Regions from separate parts of the Mus musculus genome. Here all the other regions are linked to region 2. A link is a loop called in an ENCODE intact Hi-C map of the cell type or tissue named here. Cell type or tissue: left cerebral cortex. All regions are shown on one strand.

What was found. Peaks named below come from ENCODE experiments on the same cell type or tissue, not always from the same donor. Only the 100,000 strongest peaks of a DNase experiment are listed, where the experiment ranks them.
Region 1: it touches region 2 in a loop (4-fold over the local background); 13 of 42 quality-filtered maps call a loop at or near these places.
Region 3: a loop joins it to region 2, with 3 times the contacts of the local background. A loop is called at or near these places in 14 of 42 quality-filtered maps.

Annotation. Positions count from the first base shown.
Region 1 is chr9:37,031,242-37,039,241 of GRCm38, reverse strand. All of the region lies in intron 2 of Pknox2 (Pbx/knotted 1 homeobox 2), which reads left to right. It overlaps Gm34538 (a long non-coding RNA gene), which reads right to left and starts at 1,929. Exons shown (of 7, transcript XR_003948122.1): 1 at 1,885-1,929; 2 at 767-975. In left cerebral cortex, a CTCF peak has its summit at 3,808 (motif pointing left); DNase peaks (open chromatin) are centred at 34, 1,071, 1,580 and 4,703; H3K27ac peaks cover 2,535 bases.
Region 2 is chr9:37,140,707-37,148,706 of GRCm38, reverse strand. Pknox2 (Pbx/knotted 1 homeobox 2) reads left to right here and starts at 1,385. Exons shown (of 13, transcript NM_001029838.2): 1 at 1,385-1,466. In left cerebral cortex, CTCF peaks have their summits at 1,201 (motif pointing right), 3,275 and 4,193; DNase peaks (open chromatin) are centred at 2,982, 3,209, 3,779, 4,256 and 4 more places; H3K4me3 peaks cover 4,341 bases; H3K27ac peaks cover 5,659 bases.
Region 3 is chr9:36,897,231-36,905,230 of GRCm38, reverse strand. All of the region lies in intron 10 of Pknox2 (Pbx/knotted 1 homeobox 2), which reads left to right. Among named protein-coding and RNA genes, the nearest start is that of Fez1, 68 kb to the right of the region's middle. In left cerebral cortex, no CTCF peak of the experiment used is centred here; DNase peaks (open chromatin) are centred at 4,565 and 6,459; H3K27ac peaks cover 3,352 bases.

The sequences.
Region 1 (8,000 bases), 110 kb after region 2:
CCCCCAATAAATCATGGCAACTGGGGAGCCCTCTGGCTCTTTAGGAGAAGGTGTGGATAAAGTAGCCCTGATGAGTTACCCCCTGCCTTCCAATCCCTCTCTCCTTCCAGCCTGCGCAAGTGTTAAATACAGCATCAAATTAAGCAAAATTAAATACATTTCCATGCAGTATTTTTCTCTTGACGGAATCAAACAATGCGGTTGCCATAGTAACAGCCTCTTCTGAAAAGGTCACCTGCAAGAAACTGTGTTTTAGGTACAACTCAAGGAGATTATGGGGGATTAACTCATTTTATACATATATATTAAATATATTTTTTCTTTAAAGGGACTGTTATGAAGGAATAATATCCAACAGAGCCAGAAGATACCCACAGAAAAAAAAATTTAAGTCCCTGATAAAGGGTTCTTTTTCTTTTTTCCTTTTTTTTTTTTTTTTTTAACCAGCATGCAGTGGGGTGATATCTGAAATGGCGACTTTGTGTTTTTACTTGGCTTTAATTAAACCTCAGTCGGGGCTGAGAAATGTGGTGAAGCGAGATAATTGCACTATTCCCAGTACAGTTTTTAAACTCCAGCTTTGATATGCACCTCATGACAGCCTGAACCTGCCCCCAGACTCCCGAGGCTGCTTGAGGCTCAGCTTCTAACCGCCCCTCTTAACCTGGGACACCAGGGAGCTGGGTGCACCGGGATCTCCACCAGTGATGGAGTAAGGCTAAGACCGAGGCTCAGGGAGCAGAGGCCACATCTCTCAAAAGTTTACCTCTAGCTTTGGGGAAGGGCCAGCATAAGCCAACCCAGGCAGAGTGGGACATTCTTCTGCTTTCCTGACAGTGAGAGTCTTCAGAATATCTTGAGGCATCCTTGTTAGATTTGAGCTAAAATGAGCTTCCTGGTGCAGAGTTTCCAGTGAGGCAAGCTGAGGGCACAACACGTTTCAGTGCTCTGTGTAAAGCTCTTAAGCAAAACTCCCTGAAGAAAAAAAGAGGCTTAAGGTTTCATACATGGGCCCCCACAGCTCCTACAGCCAACCCACAGTAGCCCCAATGCTACAAGTTCTGGCTCTTCTGGAGTCAGGATGACAGACACCTGGCTGAGCTGTGTCAGAGTTTGCCTTGCCTTTTTCATCCACCAATTTAGTACCATTTGTTTTCCAGACACAGAGAGGGCAGGTACCTGTCACAGACCAGGAGGCTCAGTCTCTCAAAGCACAGAGGTAAACACAGAACTGTACTGGCTTCCAGGGCACTAGCTGGACAACTCCATCACTGGGTTGGTCACATTCCAAAGATAATCCATACCTCACTGGCCAGGGCTGACAGCCCCAGCACAGCCCCAGCTCAGGACTATAGTCTATGTGTTCATGTGTGTGGTAGGGGGGCAGGGAGAGGTGGAGTCATGGTATTCATACTTGTGATATATAGCTATATGTATATATACATGCATACATGCATACATTCATATGATATACACAGATATAGAGATTGCTGCATACTTCTAGCTATGTGTAGGATACGCTCAATTTCTACAAATACTCTCAGAGGACCTGACAACGTATGGAATTCTTCATCCTTTCTGGCCTCCGATTCCAGGAACTCGGATTGCGTAACCGATCCTTCGGTTAAGCAAAGTTAGCTTGCAGAGTGCATCAAAGATAGGCTGACCCAAGTCTGAATCATGGCCGGCTATAAAGCAGCGGAAGAGTGCTCTTTCCTTCCCCATCAAGTGGGAATAAGAAGAGCTACTGTCTTAAATCACAGCTCCTTATGGGGCTGTTCTGAAGATTAAATGAAATGACCCGAGGGAAGGGGCTGGATAACGGAGGTGCTCACCGGATGTTTGTTGACTATTTGGTGAACATGACTTTTGTACAAAACAAACCTTGTGTTTCTTTCTGTGAAATCCAGCCTGCCAGCCTGGGGACCGCTGCAGAGATTAAAGAAAGAACAGCAATTTCTATCTCTAATCCTCAATACAATCACTGGAGGTTTCCTTAAACTCTTTTTTAAAAACCAAAACTACAGTCATCCAGGGAAGAATTTTATTTTTAGTGCAACCCAGCCCCCTCAAGGAAATGCATCCTTAAAATAACACCCCCTAGAGTTGGGCCAGACCAGAAAGACCTTGATAAAGACCATGTGCCCAAGTAGAGAGTACACGGCTTTCTACTACTAAAATCTGTATCTTTTCTTCATTTAGGATAAGACAGCCCTGCCTTGTCCCTTACATCTCCCAGCATCCTTACATCTTAACATTGTCTACATCCTTTCAGTGGCAACATCCTCAAATGGCACCAGACATTGCCAGATAGACAGTTGTGAAGCAGTGGCCTCATGTATCTACTGGGAGCCATGTCTAGTGGATCTGACGGGTATCCCTTGATATCATCTGACTTACAGTTAGCTGGGGTGGCTGTTGCCACCATAGCACTGTTGACTCTCCTGGCTGCTTTGGGGGTTTAGCCATGTTCTGTTTCCTATCTTGGGTCTTACTGCTGAACTTGTCAACTAAAATATTCCCAGTCCTCTAAAGGGCACTTGACAAGGAGGCTGTGTCTGCCAGCTTCAATTTAGGAGCCTTAGAAGCTGATAACATCTTGAAATCTGCCTTTATTGTATGTCTAGTTACTTCCTACTCTGAAGCTCAGTTCCTGATCTATAAAATGGTGATCTGCTATGAATTTCACAGTGCCATGCCAAGGTTAAATGAAATAAGAAAGGCTTACCACAATGACTAGAACATAGCTGTCTCAGTGTGAGGCAGGCATCAAAATCACCTGGAGGTGTAATCCACACATTGGTGGGCCCCACCTCTGCATTCAGTAGATCTGGCCTGGGTCTGAGAATTTGTATTTTCAAGCTCCTAGTGATGTTACTGGTACGGACACAACACCTTGAAAAGTACTGACCTCTACAATCCAATGAGAGGTAGGTCATGATCTACTTAAATTAGAATCTTGTAGCTATCCAACTTTGCTTATAAAGGCATCAAAGCAGACTGGATTCAGACTATGGTAGTCCAACAGAACTTTCCACAGTAAGTGAGAATGCCCTTGGTCTAAACTGGCCAGTTTGGTAGTTGCTAGCCACATTCAATGACTAAACATTTAAAACTGCCAGACAAGTGGGGGACTTAATTACATTTGTATTAATTTAATAGCCCTGTGTGACTATTACCTAGCATGTAGGGTGATATAGAACAAATTTCCATAAGATCTGAAGATGTGTCCAATGGTCAGGGAGCTGAATGCCTACAGAGGTATCACCTGAAGATCTCAGACTGGGGTCAAGACACAACATTTCAGCCAGCTGCTCCTTTGGTATGCTCTTAAGGAAATCCTCAAGTCCTTGGAGGCCAACTCATGAATCTCTACCCTTCCCTCAGATACCTGAATACCTAAGTATTCTGCTCAGCCAGGGTCAGGAACAGTTGAACACAGGAAGCATGGAGTCTGTGCATCCAAGCAGAATGACAATGGATCTTTTAGGGACAGTTCTCTTCTTGGCAGTGATGCGCTAGGATGGTTCAGGGACAGAATGAGATACGACATTCTCTCGATGGAGGTAGGAAAAATTGAAAAGCAGTCTGTTAAACTATGGAAAGACAAGACGGTTGACTAGGATAAAATTTCATATGACCCCAAGGATAGACAGCTGGTAAAAGTTTGGAAGGGGGTTGGAGAGATGACCGAGAGGTGAAGAGCGAGCACTAGCTCTTCCAAAGGTCCTGAGTTCAATTCCCACAACCACATGTTGGCTCACCACCATCTATAATGAGATCTGGTGCCCTCTTCTGGCTTGAAGGCATACATGCAGGCAGAAAAGTGAAAATTATATCTATGGGGTTGGAGTGGTATGTCAGTAATTAAGCACACTGGCTGCTCTTCCAGAGGACCTAGGTTCAATTCCCAGCACCCACATGGTGGTTTACAAACATCTGTAACTCCAGTCCCAGGGGATGTGACACCCTCTTCTGACCTCTGCAAGAACTGCATGCATACAGGCAAAACACCCTTACAGATAAAAATACACACATTTTTAAAAAAATTTAAAAGGAAGTAATATCTGTGACTCAGATAAAAAGATGCTTGACATCTCAGCTCAGTTCTGTGTGCAACAAAACTACACAGGGTGACCCCCCCCCCAGAGTCACTCTCACAATGTTCACTTGAGAACCCCTCATCTCACGCTATGTCTACTGTGCTTGAGAAAATTATGTAACACGATGGTGAGCATCTTTGGTCCTGGGAGTCCACAAAGAGAATGCTTAAAGCTATTTGTGCCACTCAGTAGCTATAGGACCACAGGCAAATTATGCAGCCCCCTTAGCCTTGGTCTTCCCATCTGTAAACAGAAGTGATCATGGTACACACATAGAGAGGTGCATTGCTAAAAAGCAGTAAGTGCGTTTTAGATGGCAAGGGTTATGATGTACCTGTACCACTGACCTCCCTCCTCATCTCACATGGGCACCACAAGAGCACTTCTGGGAGCCTTGCCTAGAGTGTGTCTTATTCCGGGCCCTTTGACTGAGTAGAGGTGACCTCTCTGCCCACAGGCCCTCAGGGGTGTGCTTTTGCTTCACAACAACAACCATGATGAATTGTGGTGCCTGATACAGCCAAGACACAAGAAATAGCATCACCAGAAAACCAACTTAAGCCTGGCCTGATTTAGTGCAGAGAAAATGACAGCTGCTGTGCTCGGCTGGCTTCCACCCAGCAGAAGGCTATTTTTTGCAAATAAAATGGTAAGTTGCTAATCAGAAAGATAAATTAAGAAGCATTAAGATAATGATGGTCTAATCACTGTCCACACAGAGAATTGCTAGAGTGGATATCCAGGCTACCAAGTGCTTGAGCACATTTGGTGATTATTTGTATTATGAAGGGAATGATGGATTCTAGGCCTGGAATCAATCTAGCTCAGGAAATACACAAATCCAACCTCCACCAGGGACGCCTGGAGGTCAACTGTTCCCCTGCTGGCCTCCATCCCCAGCTCTGAACAACCTCTCCCAAACCATTCTTCATCTTTGGCTGTCTTATCACTGAGTGCCCGCAGCTTCTATGAAGGCATCTCTTGGTCCAGCTGTTTGGGTGCCCAGTATGCCACTTCTTGGGAACTGGCTCGGCTCAAGGGGAGTGCTTTGCCTTGAGTAACAGAAATGGCCCTGTTTGGGAACAAGCTGGCTACATGGCTGAGGACAGGAGCTAGGGTCCTCCTTGTCTCTGAGACCTGCTGGGCAGAAGTGTTGTCCCATCATGCCATAAAGTCTGGAGCCATCAGGACTGCACAGATTGTTGTCTCTTGCTCTGTAGCTGAAGATCCAAGGTATATGGAGTATGGATTGCCTGCTGGCTCAGAGCCCAACATGGGGACTTGGCCTGTGCTCTCATTAGCCACTATGTGTACTAATACTGTTTGAGTGAGAAGGAACACTGAGAACTCTACCCCAGAGCACCAGCACAGGGTAACATATTCAAAGACAAGTTTAGAGGATCCAATATTGACTAACGTGAGGTCTTTTAAGTTCCCATATAAAGTCATCTATATCTCTATCTGTGAGATGGATAAATGAACCAACTTACAGCCTGCTGTACCTCACTTGCTGAGCTGGTGTCACCCCTACTACTGTGAGGCATAGAGCACCAACTTTAAGTCAAGGAGCAGTAGTTGGGTTCAAGGCAGTGAGATGCTGTGGTTGGCTTACAAGAACTAACTTTGAATTGTGAGAAATTTCACAAGCCAGTGGCTATACACAGCCACTATTAAAATTTAATCATAGGCATTTAGTATCAAATATATTAAGCAGGGCATAGTGGTGCACACCTTTCATTTGAGCACTCAGGAGACCGACACAGGCACATTGGTTACCAAGTTCAAGGCCAACTTGGTCTACATAGTGAATTCCAGTACAGCCAGAGCCAAGTAGACCCTGTCTTGAAAACAAGAACAACAAAATAAGTTATATTAAAAAGAAAGGTGATAAATACTCAAAATTCTCTCCTTCTTAAGCATTCTACCCTCATCCTTACCCTTAAGGTTATTTTAATCTATTTTCATGTCAAGGAAATACTGTATGATATGTGCTGCTCTGAGTCCCTTTCCAACTTCATGTTTGGTAACTGTACATTAGTAGCTTAAAACTAACTATAGTGACAATGTCCTTCTAGAGAGCTAGTTACATCAGCACACTGCTGGTCTAAGGATGTCACGAGTGAGGGCTGTGGCATGGTGAGGGTTCCTAAGGCACTGTAAGAAAAGCCCCAGCCCAGGGCCAGACACAGTGCATGCTCAGTTTGTGGTAGATGTAATCGGGCAGCATGAATGCTGAGAACCAATGTTGGGCCGCAGTAATGATCTCAAAGACAGGTTAAAAACTGCAGTGGACAGGCAGTGAAAAATCTGAGAACCTCGTCTATTTGGATTTTCAAATACATGTGTCTTCAAAAATCAGATTGAAAAATCAGACCTTGAAAATATTAGGACAGTGCCATTAGAAAGTAAAGAATTCAGGCTGGAGAGATGGCTCAGAGATTAAGTACACTAAGAGCACTTCCAGAGGACCTGGGTTCAATTCTCAGCAGCCACATGGTGGCTCACAGACATTTTCTTTCTTTTCTTTTATTATTATTGGTTTTTTTTTTTTCAAGACAGGGTTTCTCTGTGTAGTCCTGGCTGTCCTGGAACTCACTCTGTAGACCAGGCTGGCCTCAAACTCAGAAATTTGCCTGCCTCTGCCTCCCAAGTCCTGGGATTAAAGGCGTGCGCCACCACGCCCGGCTACTCACAGACATTTGTAACCAGGGGATCTGACACTGCATACATGTGGTACACAGACAGACATGTGAGCAAAACACCAATACATATAAAATTCAAGAGAAAAAAGGAAAAGAGGAGTGAAGTCATGAAGCCTAATGGAACATAAAATGTTTCCCATGGCTGGAGAGAGCACTGGTGTTGCAGAGGAACTGAGTTCAAATCCCAGTACCCATGTTGAGTGGCCCAGAACTGCCTTTAACTTCAGTTGCAGAAGTATCCAGTATCTGTGTAAGTATACACACACACACACACACACACACACACACACACACACACACACAGTGGAGGCAGTTCGGGGAGGAGATGGGTTTTGTTTGTTTGTTTGTTTTTGTTTTTTTTCCTTCACCACATGGGCCCCAAGTATTGAACTCGGGCTGTCAGATTTGGCAGCAAGACCCACTGAACTATCTTGCTGACCCAGAAATAGATTTTGTTTGCTCACTGTTTTTAAGTGAGTTTCAGCATCTAACCTACAGTCATTAACTGGTGGCCCCTCTGTACATTTTCTGAGCTTATCCAGGGCCACTCCTTGCTACCACCGAGGTTATAAAGGAAAAGAATACTGAGTGCCTTGTCCCTACTGTCAGCCTTTATTTCTTGCCTGGACTCTTCTGGTCCTCCCAGATCCAGGGCACCAGGATTGTGACCAGGGCTGTGCTTTGAATTGGCACCTTCCTCCCTTTCACAAAGTTCCTTGAGCATCTGGCTTTGGGTTCTGACTTTAGGGACATCTGTAGCCATGGGAACATCCTCATGTTCTAGAGGCTGGTGTTGTCATTTGACCAGAGCCTCCTGGAGATGCCTTGTTGAGAACGTTTGCGGACAGCACATCCTGTGTGCACACAGAGCACAGGATGAGTTCTCCTTGTCCCTTCCCAAGAGGGAGGACACCACTGAGTTCATCCTGGAACTCAGGCTGTGTGGACTCTGGAGCAAACACTTCTGAGTTTCCTACTGCCTGGGAGCTTGCCAGCCCAGGACAGGAGGTTCTCCTGGCTGTGGTTTGCGCTCTCTCTCTCTCTCTCTCTCAGGATATGGCAATAATTTTATGAGGTACACATTTTATTACTCCCATTTTATAGATGGGAGCACAAAGGTTCATTAGCTTAGTCAAAATCACATGGTTTAGTGAGTGATGACACTCTGGAGCCCAGACCCAACCACGGTACCACA
Region 2 (8,000 bases):
CTGTAGCAGTGGATCTATAGGTGAAAGCCCCCTCCCCGTCCCACAGGAACATTGCAGGTGAATGTGGAGTTGCTGGCAGGACCTGGATAAAGAGCACATCTGGAATGTGATGCAGACGTCTCTGAGCCTTTGGATCTAATGATACTTCTCATTTTTGCCGGAATCCGAGGCAGGGGAGGAATGACCCAGAGGCTTGGAATGGAGCAAAGGGTAACCTCCCTCTGCTGGGGTTAGATCCTTTTCTGGGAACCTGACTGTCTGGATTCCCTCTTAGCTTTTCCTTAACTTTCAGTGACTTTGTTTAGGCTTCAGCCAGGCTCCTTTCCTGGTGTGAGAGTCACAGGATTCATTGTCACCTGCCTGTGGCCTGAAACCGCTTCTCAAGGGGGGCAGAAGGGATTCTCTGGTCCTCTGTGTAGGAGCTGAGCCAGTCTGCATCCTGAGTGGCTGAGCCTATACTTGGCACTCAGTAGGAAAGTCATCTTTGTTGACTAAATGGAGACATGCATGGTTGCACTGGCTTGATTTGGCTTTTCATTGTAGAAGTGACTTGGGTGAGGAGCCTGTTTGGTGTATGGAACAGATTGGACCACCCCAGCAAGCCCAAGCTGAAACAGTACTCCCCTCACCTTACGGTGCCCAGCCTCCGGGACACACTGGCTGGCTAAGCAGTTTTAAGAATGAAACAGCAGTGGCTTCCAAGCACTTGCCTGACATTTGCCAAGGGATAGCTTCTGATAAGGCTCTTTCCCTTGTTATCTTGCCCCTGAACCACCCCATCAACCCTCGGATGAACCAAGCGTCAGAGGAAGCCTACAGCAGGGGGAAAAAAAAAAGCTCTTGAGACCAGGGATAACTAACCACCTGAGCACCTTTGCTGGGGCCAAGGTAATGAGAATTATTCAAATGCAATCATAAAAATGAGGCCAGCCGGGCAGGAATGGGGTGGGGGTGTGATGGAGAGAACGTTTCTTGCCAGTTTGAAGATTCCTATTTTCTTGGGGTTCTCTTGAGGTACACAGAAAATTTCACCTCCTCTCAATCTCTTCAGCACCTGGTGTCTTGGAACTCGTCACCAGTTGATCGCTAAGGAGGACACCGGGTAGGGGTGCGCCTGCATTTCTGGGGTTCACTGCATCACCTCTGTCAGGCAACCCCCAGGTCTGGGCGCCTGCTGCCTCTCTCCAGCAGCAAGCAGGCCAGAGCCTGATGTCTGAGCCGAGCCTCCAGTAGAGGGAGACACTCTAGCAGCTCCTCGCCTGGGAAGCGGCCGGGTCCAGGAGTGGGTGGGGGCTATGGGGGGGGGGGAGAAAGGGGGAGTGGGGAGAGGGGAGGTGTGCGCGCGCGGGGAGGGGGGGGGAGGGAGTCCGGGGGGCGGGTCCCTGTGCCGCTGACGTCCCGAGCAGTGCTGGGAAGTATAGGCTGTGTTGTCACGCCGGTGTCAGTCTGATGAAGATTGGCATCAGGTAAGCTGTCATTCATTTCCATGTCAGAGACGCTTTTGCAGGCGGCGGCGGCGGCGGCGGCTGCTGCTGCGGGCGGCTGCCTCAGAGCGCGTGTGTTTTATTCCAGTCCCCAAGCCAGAGTATTATTCATTGCGACAGGGCAAGGAGGAGAGAGGGAGAGAGGGAGGCAGCAGGGAGGAGAGAGAGGGAGGCAGCAGGGAGGAGGGAGGCAGGGAGCAGAGAGGGACGGCGGGAGCGTGCAGAGAGAAGCTGGGGAAGCGCCGGGAGAGCGCGGAGCGAAGCCGCGCGAGGGGAGGCGAGGCTGGGCGAGGAGGCGGCGAGAAGCGCGCGGCCCACCCGCTCCCGGACCCGGCCGGTGCGCAGCTCCGTGCCCGCCTCGCTGCCGCCGCCTCGCCCCGCTCCCCTCTGGCCCAGGGCCGGGCGTGCATTGTTTGCGGTCGCAAGCAGCTGGGCAGCGGACTCAGAGCGCAGCGGCCCTAGAGCCTGTAGCGGGCGGGCTGGAAGCCGTGCACCCGGAGCTTCCCGGGACTCGAGCCCAGGGACGAGCGCGTCGGCCGGAGTCCCTGCGCAGGCGGCTCCTGGCTAGGCGCTCGGTGGGGGCGAGGCTGGGAACTGCGGGCGGGCTTCGGTTCTCCTTTCCCGGGCTCCAGGAGCCCTGTGGCTGGAGCTTCCTAGGTGTCACCAGCCCCGAGCTGCCTTCGAGTGGTTGGAAGCGGGAGCAGCCCTAGCCTGCGGCCGGGTGGCTGGAGTCAAGCAGTGGCGGCCGCGTCCTGCCCGGCCCGGGGAGGCAGGGAGAGTAGAGGTTTACCGGAGGATCAGTGGGGACAGGGGAACATGTGTGTGTGTGTGTGTATGTATGTGTGTGTGTATGGGGGGGGGGGAGGTGTTAGTCAGAGAAACCAGAACCCGAGGGGCGACGCTCAGGGACTCTAACTAGGAGTAGGAGGAGAATTTGTAGGGTCACTGGCTCTCTACGTATTGTTGGGTCTTTTGGGCGGGGAGGGGAGGATTAGGGGTCCTTGGCGAAGAGCTAGAAGATAAATTCGTAAAAGGGGGGGAGGTGGGCACGGAAAGCGTCCCGAGAAGAAAGCCGATGGGGATGGGGCAGGGTCCTGAATGTGCCGCGCGAAGTTTCTGTTTCTTTCGGGTTAGGCTGGCTTCCAAAGCCAAGGAAGAAACGAGCGCAGTGGGCCGCGCTGTCTGGAGAGTCCTTCACAGGGCAGCCAGGGTTCCCGCGCGGTCGGAAGACGCGGGTTGGGAGTGGGAGGGGGATGCGGATCAGCCCCTTAAAGGAGGGCTGGGTTTTGGAGCAGGCTAGAGTTTGGGTTGCAGGAATCAAGCTGTTTTCAGAATAGGGACAGATGGGCCGCTGTGTAGTTTACATGCCGGCAAAGACAGAGGGCTGGAGTTAGGCGCCGGGGCCCCGATTACCTCCGAGGCTTGACTCCGGAGCCGGTGACGTTGTTTTAGAACTGACACTCGGGATCAGGATATTGAAATGTAGGAAGAATTGCGCGTCCAGGTTCTTACAGCGTGTGGGAGGAAAAGCTTTTATGTAGGCAAGAAAAGTAGTTGATTCCAGCCGTGGTGAGCGAGCCCCGAACGTCTGCTGCTTCTCCCCCTAAAGCGAATCTTGCGGATGAGAGGATCTGGGTGCACAGGGCTGAAACCTAGGAGAAAGACTCTGGAAGGTACACAAAAATAGTGATTCAGTACGAAGTGACCGGGTAGCATCATCCGGGTCCGAGTGGAGCCAAGGAGCTGGCCCTGCAGAGTCAGCAGGCTCTGGGAGTCACTTGCGGTCTGTGGCCTCAGCGTGGCGGGGTGGTTGCTGGTGGCCCGCCGGGACAGTGGTAGGCGACGCAGGCAAGGGGGCCACTAGTAGAGAGGTGCTACTGGGGCTTAAGGAATCGTGGCTGCCGCCAAAGGAAAGACATTCCCGAACTCCGGAGTCCTCATCGGATCTGCCGCCTGTTTATCTGCAAGCGATGCTTGCTTCGTCCAGGGCAATGTCGAAGAGCGCACAGGCCGGCCCATACCGGCAAGGTTCTATCCTAGAGGGAGGAGGAAGTTCGGGGTTTCCTTACCCTCACATATGTTATCTTGGGACTTCTCCAGGCTGTTGGCTTTCTGGAATTCAAATGCTCTTCAACTGGTAGAATCCAAGATAACAAGCTTAAACGGATTTAAACATCCGCCCCCCCACACACCCCCCTCCCAAATCTCAGAAATGATGGTGTTCAAAAGCAACATGGTTTTATCCCAAACTCTAGCCCCTTTGCCCTCCCACTCTGCCTTCTGACCTTCCCGTGGCCCCTGGACCTTGATGCAAATGCACGCATGTGTGTATGCCTGTAGGTAGGTGTGGGGTGTCTCTTATTTAGGGGCTCGTATCTCATACTCAAACTACTTCCTCAAGGCTCGGGCCTAGCTCACCAGTGGGTGGAGTGGAGGGGTCCTAAAGAAGGAAAGAGCAGATTGGGGAGAAGGAGGGTTGAAGATGTTACATTCTGGACATTTAGATAAAGAGTAAGGTTGAGGGATGGATGTAAGTGTGTGTGTGTGTGTGTGTGTGTGTGTGTGTGTGTGTGTGTTGGGAGTTGATTTTCTCTGTGCATGATTTCTCTGTGCACCGTGAATTGAGAAAGCCAGCCAGTCCTTTGGGGCACTGAAGCCGCAGGACCCAAGAATGGCCACCGCGGCCGGGGGCGCGGCGACCGCTACCAGGAGCTGTTGTTTTCCAGACTTGGAATTCCTGAGCGCTCTTCTCCAGCCCTGAGCTGAGCGGGGGAGGGAGCCGTGACCCCACGGAGACTCCCCGGTCACCGCCTCCCTTTTGTGAGATCGAAAGGCATGAAAGCCTAGAGAAAGAGGATCTGCAGGGAATGAGGGCCAGGGGGTTACTCGAGGGAGATGGGCCTAGCAACAACCACAGTAAAATGCTTAGCGCAAATCGCAGCGAAGTGTACCCAACTCGAGACTGGCTGTTTTATGACCCTTTCTAGGAGTTTACTGCTCTGTGCTTTTAAGTCTATAGATTGCTTTAAGTTAATGAAAGTGCGGCTTTCAAAGGGGCCTTTTTATTGTGCGGCAGCGACAAATCTAGTACCTCCCCTTTACTCTTCCAAAATGGGCCCATTTAGAAGGAGGGAGCTTGCTGGGATTCCCACATGAACAGAGCTGGGGGGTGGGGGTGGGGGGAAGAACACCACTTGAAAATGGGGATTAATAAAAGACAGCGTTCCGCGTAATTCAGAAAGATAAGTTAACTTCTCCCTCATCCAGTTTCATCTGTGCATCCTTCAGTTGCCTCTGGGCTTTCCCAGAAGCTAGCTAGCTTTAAAGGTTGCTCAGTGCCTCCCTGGTAGCCCCCTCCCACACTGCTTTATATAAAGCCCGACCCTCCTCAATTCAATAACACAAACTGGGTTTCAGGATTTTAACGCGGGTACTAATTCAGACTAAAATATTTACTTGTGCCCTGGGGGAGGGGCCTTGCCTTGCAATCAGCAAGATGGATCGGTTTAAAAGGCTGGGAACCCAAGGAAGAACAAGGCAGGCTGTTTTCAGCGGGTTTTTTTTTTTTCTTCCTCCTTTCAATCTATTTGGCACAAAAGGTGAGATGACAAGGATTTTGACTAACACAGAAACTGCAGTGGGGCCTGCCTGTGGCTTTGACCGCATGTCATAACCATTTAAACTGTGGTTACTTGCTCAAAGCTCAAAGCTTCTCCAAGCTGGGTTTCATTAACTCTACACCAGTTGCCTGGAAGTTCAGTAGCAATAAATTGCATAAACACATTTGAAGTAAGTTAGTGATGAAATAAGGAGAATTACTGTCTTGTGAGTGGGGAATCCTGAATTCATGGAGTTTTGACTTAAGTGGAAACACACTTTGCCTCTCTTGGCCTTAAAGTTTATAGGTACACCAGAGTGTGTGTTAAATTTCTTTCTGCCATGTCCATCTTCAGCCCTGGGCTGTAACCCATTAGAGACCAAGGCGTGCATGCCTAGAAAGCAGAAGGCTGCATTTAAAAGGGGTCTCTATTAGCTCCATTTAGGAACTGAAGCAGAGCGAGCGATCAAGATCAACCTGATTTTCTTGCCCTTACTGAACGCATTGGGCAACATAAACAGCCTCAGCGCGGGACAAATTAGATTTTTAAATGTTAGAAGCTTAATAATACTGTGTGTGTGTGTGTGTGTGTGTGTGTGTTTTTAAATTAAAGAAACAACCAATAAAATTTATAGGCTCCCAACATGTTGCAAAATTTCCTTGGTATTTATTTACACACCCACCTCACCTTTCAGAAATTCAACCTCCAATTTTGAACTTTTGTTTCTGATTTACCTAATATAGAGCACATTTAATTGGAGGCAAGTAAGAAGTTCTGTTATGAGTTTTCCTTTATCCTCTGCTGTGCAGTACCAGGCCTGTAAGATATATATATATATATATGCATATGTATTGCACACACACATATATGATTATATATATCATATATATATGATGCAATTATTGGAGGTGAAAGCATGTGGGAGAGGCAAAGAGTCTGGATCAAATAAAATGCAGACTCTAGGATAGAGAAATTGAAATAGCTACACGGAGGAGAGGCAGAAGAAGCAGTACGGAAAACAAAATCATCATGAGTGTTCACAAGCCTTGAATCCAACCAAGGTCTTATTCACCATGCTTTGTATAAGACACTTCATATAGAGACCCATGACTTACTGGAAATTGAATTATATCAAGAAGCAGAATTTAGAGGGAGGAGCTGCACTGCTGGGTTCTACCCAAGCAGCCTGACCAGGACGGTTGTGATGGGGCTCTGCTAATTTAATTAAATCTATTACCTGACATGGGGAGGAAGACAGGAAGGAAGTGGTGGATGGCAATCAGGACTGGCTGGTCAGCATGCTGAGCTAGTATTTGGGCTGGAATTTGAGGGCCTGACTCTGTGGCTCCAGCGGGTCCCCCAGCTGCCAGGCTTTGGTTTCTTCATCTGTTGAGTGGAATGTAGCACATGCTGCCCCCTTTTAGGCTGCAAGAAGTGAAGGGTGGGCACGAGGCGAGTGCAGGGCTCACTGTAAAGAGTAAAGAACACAGAGACAGAGGATTCCTAGCAGCAAGCCATGTTCTTTTGAGTGTGCTTCCTTCCTTGCCTAGCTCCGTAGCCTGTCCTCACGATGTGTGAAGAGTTTCTAGACTTTTGTGAAAGGGCACAACTCCTACCTTACATCTTTGAGTCTAAAACCTCTACTGTGGTTTCATACACCACCCGCTTTGCCAAGAGGGGCTGTCATGGCTGAATTGGGGAAATCAGCCTGCTTCTTCCCTCCAGCGATTTCCCTCTGGAATATGGAATACCCTTCATGTCTCCAATATACACAGAATCGGACATATCAGAAATGCAGGCTCTGCTTTTTTTTTTTTTTAATTTATTTAATACAACAGGGGAATAAGGGCTCAGTCCTGATTGGTGTGCAACATCTGGTCCTGCTGGGGTGTGGGGGAGGGATGGGTGCTGATCTGGAATGAGCCACAGCCTGGACCTCACTTAGCAGTCTTCATTCTGGCAGATCAAAGCAGATTCTAGGGGAGAAAGCCCGAGAAGTTACACCCCCACTTCCAAAGAAGCTCATGCTTGCTTGTCAAGCCCTTCAGCTCCTGTATCTGAGTTTAAGATTGAGTGAGCCCTGATACGACATGGCTTCATTAGAATGGATGCTCTCTTTAAATCCTCTCCTACTCTACTGGAAGCTTTTCCTCCACACACCCTTTCTAGCTGGTCTGGTTTCAGGTCACATTTTGGTCTCCATTTTGATTGGGAGTGAGATGATGGGGGCAGGGAGGGGGGGTGAGGCCCAAGATAGAGGCAGAAGCTGTGACAGTTGAGGGCTGAGTCTTTCTCCCAGAACTCTTCTAGAAACCCCAGGCATGAGGGAACACCAAACCCTGACACAGCGCAGTTCATAGTGCCCCATGGAGGTGGGGAGACATGTTTGACTTGGACACATATCCTTAGTCTTCCTTGCCTGCCTGAGTTTCTAATTACAAGAAGGACCATTGCTGTTAAGACCTATCTCACTAAAAACACATCCCCGTGTATAAGAAGAAACCCTAAACCAGGCAGGATATTTTAAAACTGAAGCAATGAAGATTAGATTAAGTCTCCACCAAACAGCCTGGTTCTCGTATTATTTTTGGCTGGAATGTGGAGAAAAACAGCTGGCCCTGGGGCCCTGGGCAGACTCTGGAGGCTTCAGACAGGGTTGGGGGGAGTGGGTTTGCAGGGGTGGGGTGGGGGGGGGTATGTAACTGTTCTTTGCCTAGTAGGATTGTGACCAGTTTCTGTCCGGCTCATTCTAGGCACGGAACAAAGAGGGAGGTTGTACTGGGAGAGGGGCAGATGCAGATGGGCCAGAAGGTGTAAGTCAATGAGCACCAAGGAGCCTTTCAATACCGCACTTCATTAAGAGCTACTGGTTGTGTTTAGTGTATGAGGCCTCCATTCTCAGGCTCAGAAATCCAGC
Region 3 (8,000 bases), 240 kb after region 2:
AGGTTTTAGTATATTTACACCCTTGCACAATCATCACACCTGCCTAATTTCAGATGTTTTCCTTCTTCCAAAAGAAACCCCACAGCCATTAGCCAACACCCCCAACCTCTAACAACTTAGACTCTACTGCACACTTTTGTGGATCAGACCTTCCAGAAATCTCACTCAAGTAGATCATAAGATGGTCTTCGTGACTGTGTTCTTTTAATCCACCGTGAGGTGGGAGGCACAGCTCAGTGGTGAAGTGCTTTCGGAATTAGCATCACATTGTCAAGGTCCATTTATCTTGGGCTGATAGCACTCCACCGTATATCTAGATCACATCTCGTTTTCCCCTTCTCAGTTGAGGGACACTTCAGCAGTTTCCATCTTGGGTGCTGAGGAACACTGCTTTGAATGCTTGTGGATCTAGCAGAGTTTCTGATAGCCTTCATCAGTTTCCCAGCTATCTTACTGCATCCCTAGCGCCTTGCATACTAGGATCAGGGCCTGGGAGAAAACAGTTAAACATCCAGGTATAGCTCATGCCCTGTAGTGGATTCCCGGCCAAGGAGGGCAATGAAGATGAAAGCCAGCCATTTGCCTTGGCCCCTTGATGGTACTGTCCATCACCCCACAGATGTTCTTTGCATTCTCCACCATCTTCCTGGGCAGGGCTCTGGTCGAAGCCTTGAAGGGATTATGTACATGGAGGTCTTGTCACCAGCTCACTGGCAGGACCCACCTGCCCCCTAGTGATGTGTTCTACAGAGAGATTGCAGTCTCTAGATTAGGACACAGAACTTGGTGGCTAGAGGTCCTGGCATGAATTCTTTGACCTCTTTAAGCCTATTTCCTCGGATGAAAAACAAGAATGCAGCATCCAGCTTGAGTAGGCTGTAGTGAGGATAGAACATAAGTGTGAGATACTTCAGTTGACACAGGCTCAGCTACTGCTTCAGTTGCTTCCAGTATCCTCTGGAGGTCCTTATAATATGACTTGGTCTGAAAAATCAACAAAGTGACATAAGGTTCATTCTTGTTTTCTGCTACTTTCTCTTCTTGCTCTGTTCAAATGTCCATTTTTAAATTATACTGTGAGAAGCAGGTACCTGTGGAAAGGCCATGAGGTCATCAGTCATTCCCAGTTTACCATGAATTAGTTCAAAGTCAGACTTTCCATTCTACTCTCCATTCAGCTAAGACTAGTTGCATGTAAAGAATGTCTATCTCTGGTGGAGAACACTTTGTTAACATGATATCTTGAGAAGTCAAGCTAGAATGGGTTGCCAGAGGAAGATCTAGAAGTTGTGTTACATTTCCTAGGCCCTGTCTCTTTCAATACTGCAAGGAATGTTGTATTTATACTATCAAAGACATATTCAGGGAATTTGATTTTGAAGACCCAGGGGCCTGGATGTCCTAAATGGAGAATCCTGACTGTGTGATGGTACAAGAGACTAGGATGTATGAGAAGTACTGAGAAGTGAATGGGAGACTTCAAAAAAGGTAGCAAGATGGCTTAGCATGGAAGGTGCCTGCCACCAAGCCTGATAGCCTGAGTTGGGCAATCCCAGAACAAACAGGGTAGAATGAGAGAACCAACTCCCACAGGTTGTCTTCTGACCTCCACATATTTACATACATAGACATGGAGAGAGAGAGAGAGAGAGAGAGAGAGAGAGAGAGAGAGAGAGAGAGAGAGAGATTTGTACACACAGTAACAGAGCATCAGGAAATGAGCAGATAGACCTGCAATGGTCCCACTTGCTCTGTGGCTTTCAACATGTCAGTCAGCTTCCCTAGCTCTTAGTTCCTCTTCGTAAAGCAGATAGAGCAGTGCCTGCTGTTCTAATTTTGTTTCTGTTGCTGTGGTTAAATATCCTGGAAAATGGCAACTTAGGGGAGAAAGGGATTTATTTCAACTTATGACTTCAGATTACAGTTCATCATTATGAAGAAGTCAAGGCAAGAACTTTAAATAGCTAGTCACATCATATCCACAGTCAAAAGCAGAGAGAAATAGATGAGGTAGATTGCTTGCTTGTTAGCTTCCTCCTTTCTTAAAAAAAATTCTTTTTTTTAATTAATTTATTTATTTATTTATTTATTTATTTATTATATGGAAGTACATTGTAGCTGTCTTCAGACACTCCAGAAGAGGGAGTCAGATCTCGTTATGGATGGTTGTGAGCCACCATGTGGTTGCTGGGATTTGAACTCTGGACCTTCAGAAGAAGAGTCGGGTGCTCTTACCCACTGAGCCATCTCACCAGCCCAGCTTCCTCCTTTCTAATACAGTCTGGAACCCCATGCCTAGGGAATGGTACTGCCCATAGTTGTCTGAGTCTTATGAGAACACGCCCTGAACACACACACACACACACACACACACACACACACACACACATACACAGGCCAACCTAATCTAGACAATTTCTCAATTAAGACTGTCTTCTCAGGTGATTCTAGATTATGTAAAGTTGACAACTCTAACTCTGTATTGAGGATGATTGGTAATGTCTTCTAAGGCACAGTGTCTGGCAAATGGCTAGCAGCAGAGATGGACTAGTCTGGTTTAAGATACAGGAACTATGGACCCTGCCATTGACTTGCCCCTGGCTACCTGCATGACTACAGCTGGTTGTTACACTCTCTTGAGATTCTTTTTCTCATATGTGACATGAGAGCAAAGCCTAACTCCTAGGTGCTTTGGCAGCACATAGTGAGTACATAGTGGGCATTCTATATATTATAAGTAGTAAAATGTAGCCAGTTTTTGTGGGTATTCAACGGGGGTAGTTACTATTGTCAACAGGTGGGACGTGTTCCCATAGATTTCTGTATAACTTTATAGGAATCTGCTTGAAAGCATAGAAAGACAGATGGCATTCAACAGAAAGGCTGTCAGAACCATGAGATCACCCTGCACCCCAAGTGACATGTGAAGGTGGCACTGTAGAGCCCAGTTCCCCAGTCTTTTCAGAATAGTAAAGTCATTGGATAACCTGCAAGTGGAGACCAGTTAGGGGCCTTTGGCCAATCCGTGTCCCCAAGCCATAGCACTGTTGTTTTTACACACCTGCACCATCTTGGGCTCCAGAAGGAGAGGCTGGGCACTAGGACTGTTTGGGTTCTGAGCAATTTGGAAGTGCATCATAAGACATGTACAATCTCATAGCATCCCTAAGAAACCTGAGACATTGGTTAGGAGAAAACACACATGTACCCAGGACTTAGACCAGTCCGAGAGGATGCATGGCTTAGGGAGAGGAACTGACATTTACAATGGACTTTAAGGATTGTTTGGGATTGGGTGGGGTGTGGATGGTCTGTTTGGGGTGGCAATCATCTCTCAAGTGATCATCTTTAACTGTTGTCTTAAATCTTAGTTATTATTGACAGAGGGACTAACCCCTCCCTTCAAAGTGTTCTCATCATGAAATTCTCTTCATCCCTGTTCTGACCTGGAGTTTGATGACCCACATGGTACCTTAGCATGACCAAAATGGGAGGCAGAAAGCTGTCTGGCTGTGTTCTTCGCTGCACCCATCTCTTGATGCCAAGGAAACTTAGGCCTCAAATTTCTGCTATGGCATGAGACTGTTCTCCCACCCACCGTTCACTGGACCAGAGAAGCTGCCTTCTGACTCCGGAGGGAGGATGGCTGAATGTCAGGGCATGAGAGGCCCAAGGCACTCCACAGAAGATTAGTGGCTTTCAGAGATGCCCTCTAAAACTGTCATAAGACATACACAACCTCACAGAATCCCTGAGAAACCTGAGATACTGCTTAGGAGAAAACATACATGTACAAAGACCTAGAGCAGTCCTCAGGGGTGCAGAAAAGGAAGCCCTTCAGAGAAAGGAAACACCTACACAGAAGGCATGGGGCTCCAGCTGACTGCCAACAGGCAACCTGTAGCTTTTTCAGAGCAAGAGCACACGTGATGATCCAAAGCTTTCTCTTTCCCTCTCTAATCTCTTTTTGACAAACACACACAGAATATGGCAGATATTACCCTAAGTACCTTGAGGCTAGTAGAATGATTTCTTAACTTTTCAGGAGGAAAAAAAAATGCCCAAGGTCTAGAGGTACGGAGAGGCAAATCCAGGATCCAAACCATGTAGAACTATGTTCTCACCCACACCCACAGGACCATCTCTGTGACCCCTCTAGAGAAGCAGGTTATCTTGCTAGACTGTTACGTATCCTCTCCTGCCTGCCCCTCAAATGGTCAGCAATCAATCAAGAAACAGCAGTAGTGTGACTTGCCTCCAGGAAGAATTCCCAGGAGTCTGAATCAGAGAATCGCTGCCCATCCTCCTTTGTACCTGCAGACACCCCCTCCCAAACCTCCACATAAATTTATTTAACAAGCACACACCACACACTTAGAGTGGGTCAGCCATCCTCTATGAAGATGGGAAGGAGACAAAGAGAAATATACTGTCGCTTTTCTCAAAAAACTGACAATCTATCTCTTTGGGGTGGCAGATAACATATCATCCCTATAGTGGAAGGCAGTCTAGGGAAGCACTTGAATATGGAGGAAGGAGAGAAGTGCGTGGGCTAAAGATGAACAGGAACAGGCATGGAAGCAAGCTAAGAAGAGCCATTCTCATTACAGTGTGATAAATGCGTTAAAATAGAAACCAGAGGGAGAAGGAACAGCTTATAGACTCAAAATGGGAGGCAGGATGTTTTCACAGTGGGAACCTATAGAGTAACAAAAACAAATAACTACAGCCATTCAAATCCGTGAATGAACAAGTAACATCATCAGTATAATGTTTGAAACCCAGACAAAATGTTGCATATGGCTGTAATCTCAGCACTCAGGAGTTGGAGGCAGGAGGACCAGAAGTCCAAGGTCATCTTCAGTTATGCAGTGAGTTCAGAACCAGGCTGAGCGACATGAGACCCTGTCTCAAAGAAAACAAATGAACAAACAAACAAACAAACAAAAACAAGGCAAAACTGAGACATTGTGCTACAGGGCAGACATACAGAATGACCTACAGAAAAGTACGAAAGTGATTTTCATAAAAAATTTGCCTTTGGGAGAGTGGTTGGAAGGAAGTAGATGAAGCTCCCAGGGTGGGATCAGTCTCCCATCTTTTGCCCTAGGGGTGGATGAGTATGGAGCATTTGCTGTATGGCAGTAGGTGATGCTGTGCTGCTTAGCTCTCTGTAATTCTCTGTGTTTTTAAAGGGTAGGAGTAAAAACAAGAAAGAATGAGCATTCTAAACATGGCAAGAGTTCCCATTGCTAACTGCACTTGCCTCGGTCAAGCAATGCATGACTTGTCTGCTTGCATGATTGCTTGCTTGCTCTATCATCTCTGAAATCAGGGTGCATCTGGCATCCGTGTCATGTTAGATGTGACACCATATGGTCATTTCAAAGCTCTGCCCCTACTGGGTACCTCCCTTTGGGTTCCAGGCCCTCCTGAGCAGTGGCATTCCCATAGATTGAAGGCTCCAAAACAAGCCCATGGTTGCCAAGAGGGGGAAAGCAAGAAAGGTTTGGTAGGCTCTAGCGCAGGTCTGGGAAAGGGAAGCCCACTCCCTACTGAGTCTGCTGTCAGTATGGGCACTGATACCCACAGGTTGATGTTCCCCACATCACAGCTCCCTTTGTGACCCAATCAACCACATGGTGAGATCCACATGGTTTAGGGAGGTGGGAGGGTCATCACAGGGTAACCTTGAATGAAAGAAGTTGCCAGAGATACAAAAAACCAGTGCTGGATTAGTTTCTTCTGACCAGAGCTCACTCTTCAAACTAGAAGCTACTTCAGTGTCCTTTGAATCCAAGGAAACAAGAGTTGTGGAGGTATAAAGGGCAGAATCAGGAATGCTGCAGAGGAGTTTTGTTTTTGTTTTTGTTTTTTTTTTAGGTTAGTTTGCGAGGGAGCCAAAAAGCACCTACTTAATGCCTATTCTTCAAGTTCCTTGTCTTGAGTGTTCAACTGAAGGAGTCTGAGAGGCTGCTATGCATCAGTAGGGATATAACACTCTTGTTCTGTCAGCCTGTACATCACTCTGAAGTTACTTCCATTTTAACCAGAGAAAGCTAAGGACAAAAGACACAGAATGAGTAGCCGAGGCCCAACGGTGACCAGAGAGTGAGACAAGACTCCACCTGCTCCTCAACCGCTCTTCACCATCAAGCAGCCTTGCCCAGTTGTAGAAGTCTTCAGGCAGGCACTGAGAAGGATCTTGACTTTGCTAGTCAGGGCTATACCTTTTTCAAGGAAGACTCATTCACTTGGAGGGAGCTGCAGCTTGGGCCCTTCCTTTTGGCCTTCAGCAGAGTTCCTCCAGCTGGTGATCACAGCACAGCTTCCAGGGGACAATGCTCATCTCCTAAGATCTCATTTCACTCCCTCTCTTGTCCTTGGACTCAAGCCTTTCCAGTTGTGCTAAAAGTAGCCCTGACTCAATTGTGGTCTGTCCAGAAGCCAGGACTATTTTGATTCTGTCCTCAAGAGTCATGTGGTCTAAGGCGTGTACAAGCTGGACTGCTCCCCGGGACTTGACTGTGGTGCCAGGAATGTTCTGGCCCACACACCTGTTCCCAAAGCTGGGCTAACTGTTTCTACTCATCCACAGGCTCCACCCTGTGCCTCCTGAGGTGGTACGCTGGGACAGAGAGGTGGTGGGACCTGTTAGTAGGGGTGCTCATAAGAGATCTAAAAATCCCATCTATAGCATAACAATCTATGAATATTGAGCCATACTCATTCAAGAAGGTGGAAATATGTCAATCTGTGTTTAAGATACTCAATCCTTCAGTGCCAGAAGCAGAGACTCCTTAGAGACAAGAAGCATCATTCTTCCATAGTAGGCTAGGAGACTTCCCTCTCTGGGGTCCTTACAGGGGAAGAGATGCTCATCTGACTAAGTCATGGTATAAGGCTCCTGCCTTAAAGGCTTCTATCTCCTCTACTGGAGTAGTTTGGGTATTCTTCAAAGCCCAGTTGAGGCCCCAGTTCCCTAGGCATCCTCCCCAACAAAACAAACCCACTCTTCTCCTATGACCCAAAGAGCCTTAGTACACACTACCTACAGTGGAGGTGCTCGCACCTCCACCTTTCAGCTGTGAACTCCTAACTTTCAGATGTCTCTGACTTCTAGCACTCAGGAAGCAGCAGACATCCAGCCTGTGTAAACTGTTGACCCAACTCTGCTCAAGAACCAACCTCATCCATATGTCCTTCTTGTTGTGTCTGTTGACTTGTATACTCATACACCATAATTGGACCATTCCTGTGACTGGTCTGGGCACTATTGAGATAACTTCTTATGAGCCAGAGTTCCTGCCTAAGGGTAGTCCATAGTTTCCTTCTGGCTATGGATGTCCCTGTATTATGAGCACAATGCACTTATTCAGAGGCCTTGATGACCACCTTGGCCTAAGGAAGCTGAAAAGGCCTCCCTGAGGATTTGCTCTGTGACAGTTTCAGTGGCACTCAGAAATGTCTTCAGTGGGAAGATGAGGGAAGAGATATCAGTAGTAGATCAGTAATGGAGGACATGTGTGGTCAACTTGCATACCTGTAAGTTCTATGTCATGCAGTCTGAACTAAGTATGGATTGAAAACACTTGAAAAAAATTGCACTAAGCATATACAGATTCTTTTTCTTAACATTGTTTCCCTAAGTAATATGGTATAATGATTATTTCCACATGGTTATCTGAAATATTGTCAGTAATCCAGAGATGATATTTGGCACCAAGGAGAATATGGCCATCATATACGCTTTTCCTCTGAGTTTTCATAGTGCTCAGTTCCCAGGTCTGTGTAGGATGTGTAGGCTGTATGGAAATAGGGTGCTATGTTATGGAATGAGAATGGGTCATCCATAGATATTGCTGTCTATGAGGGGTTGTGAACCAATCCTCCATAGATAACAGGGAAAGATTCTGGCAGCCATAGATAGGAAGGCTTAGCTCCTTCCTGTGACCCTTGTGAAGTAGGATGGGAATATCACCAGGATCCCTGCCTGTTCA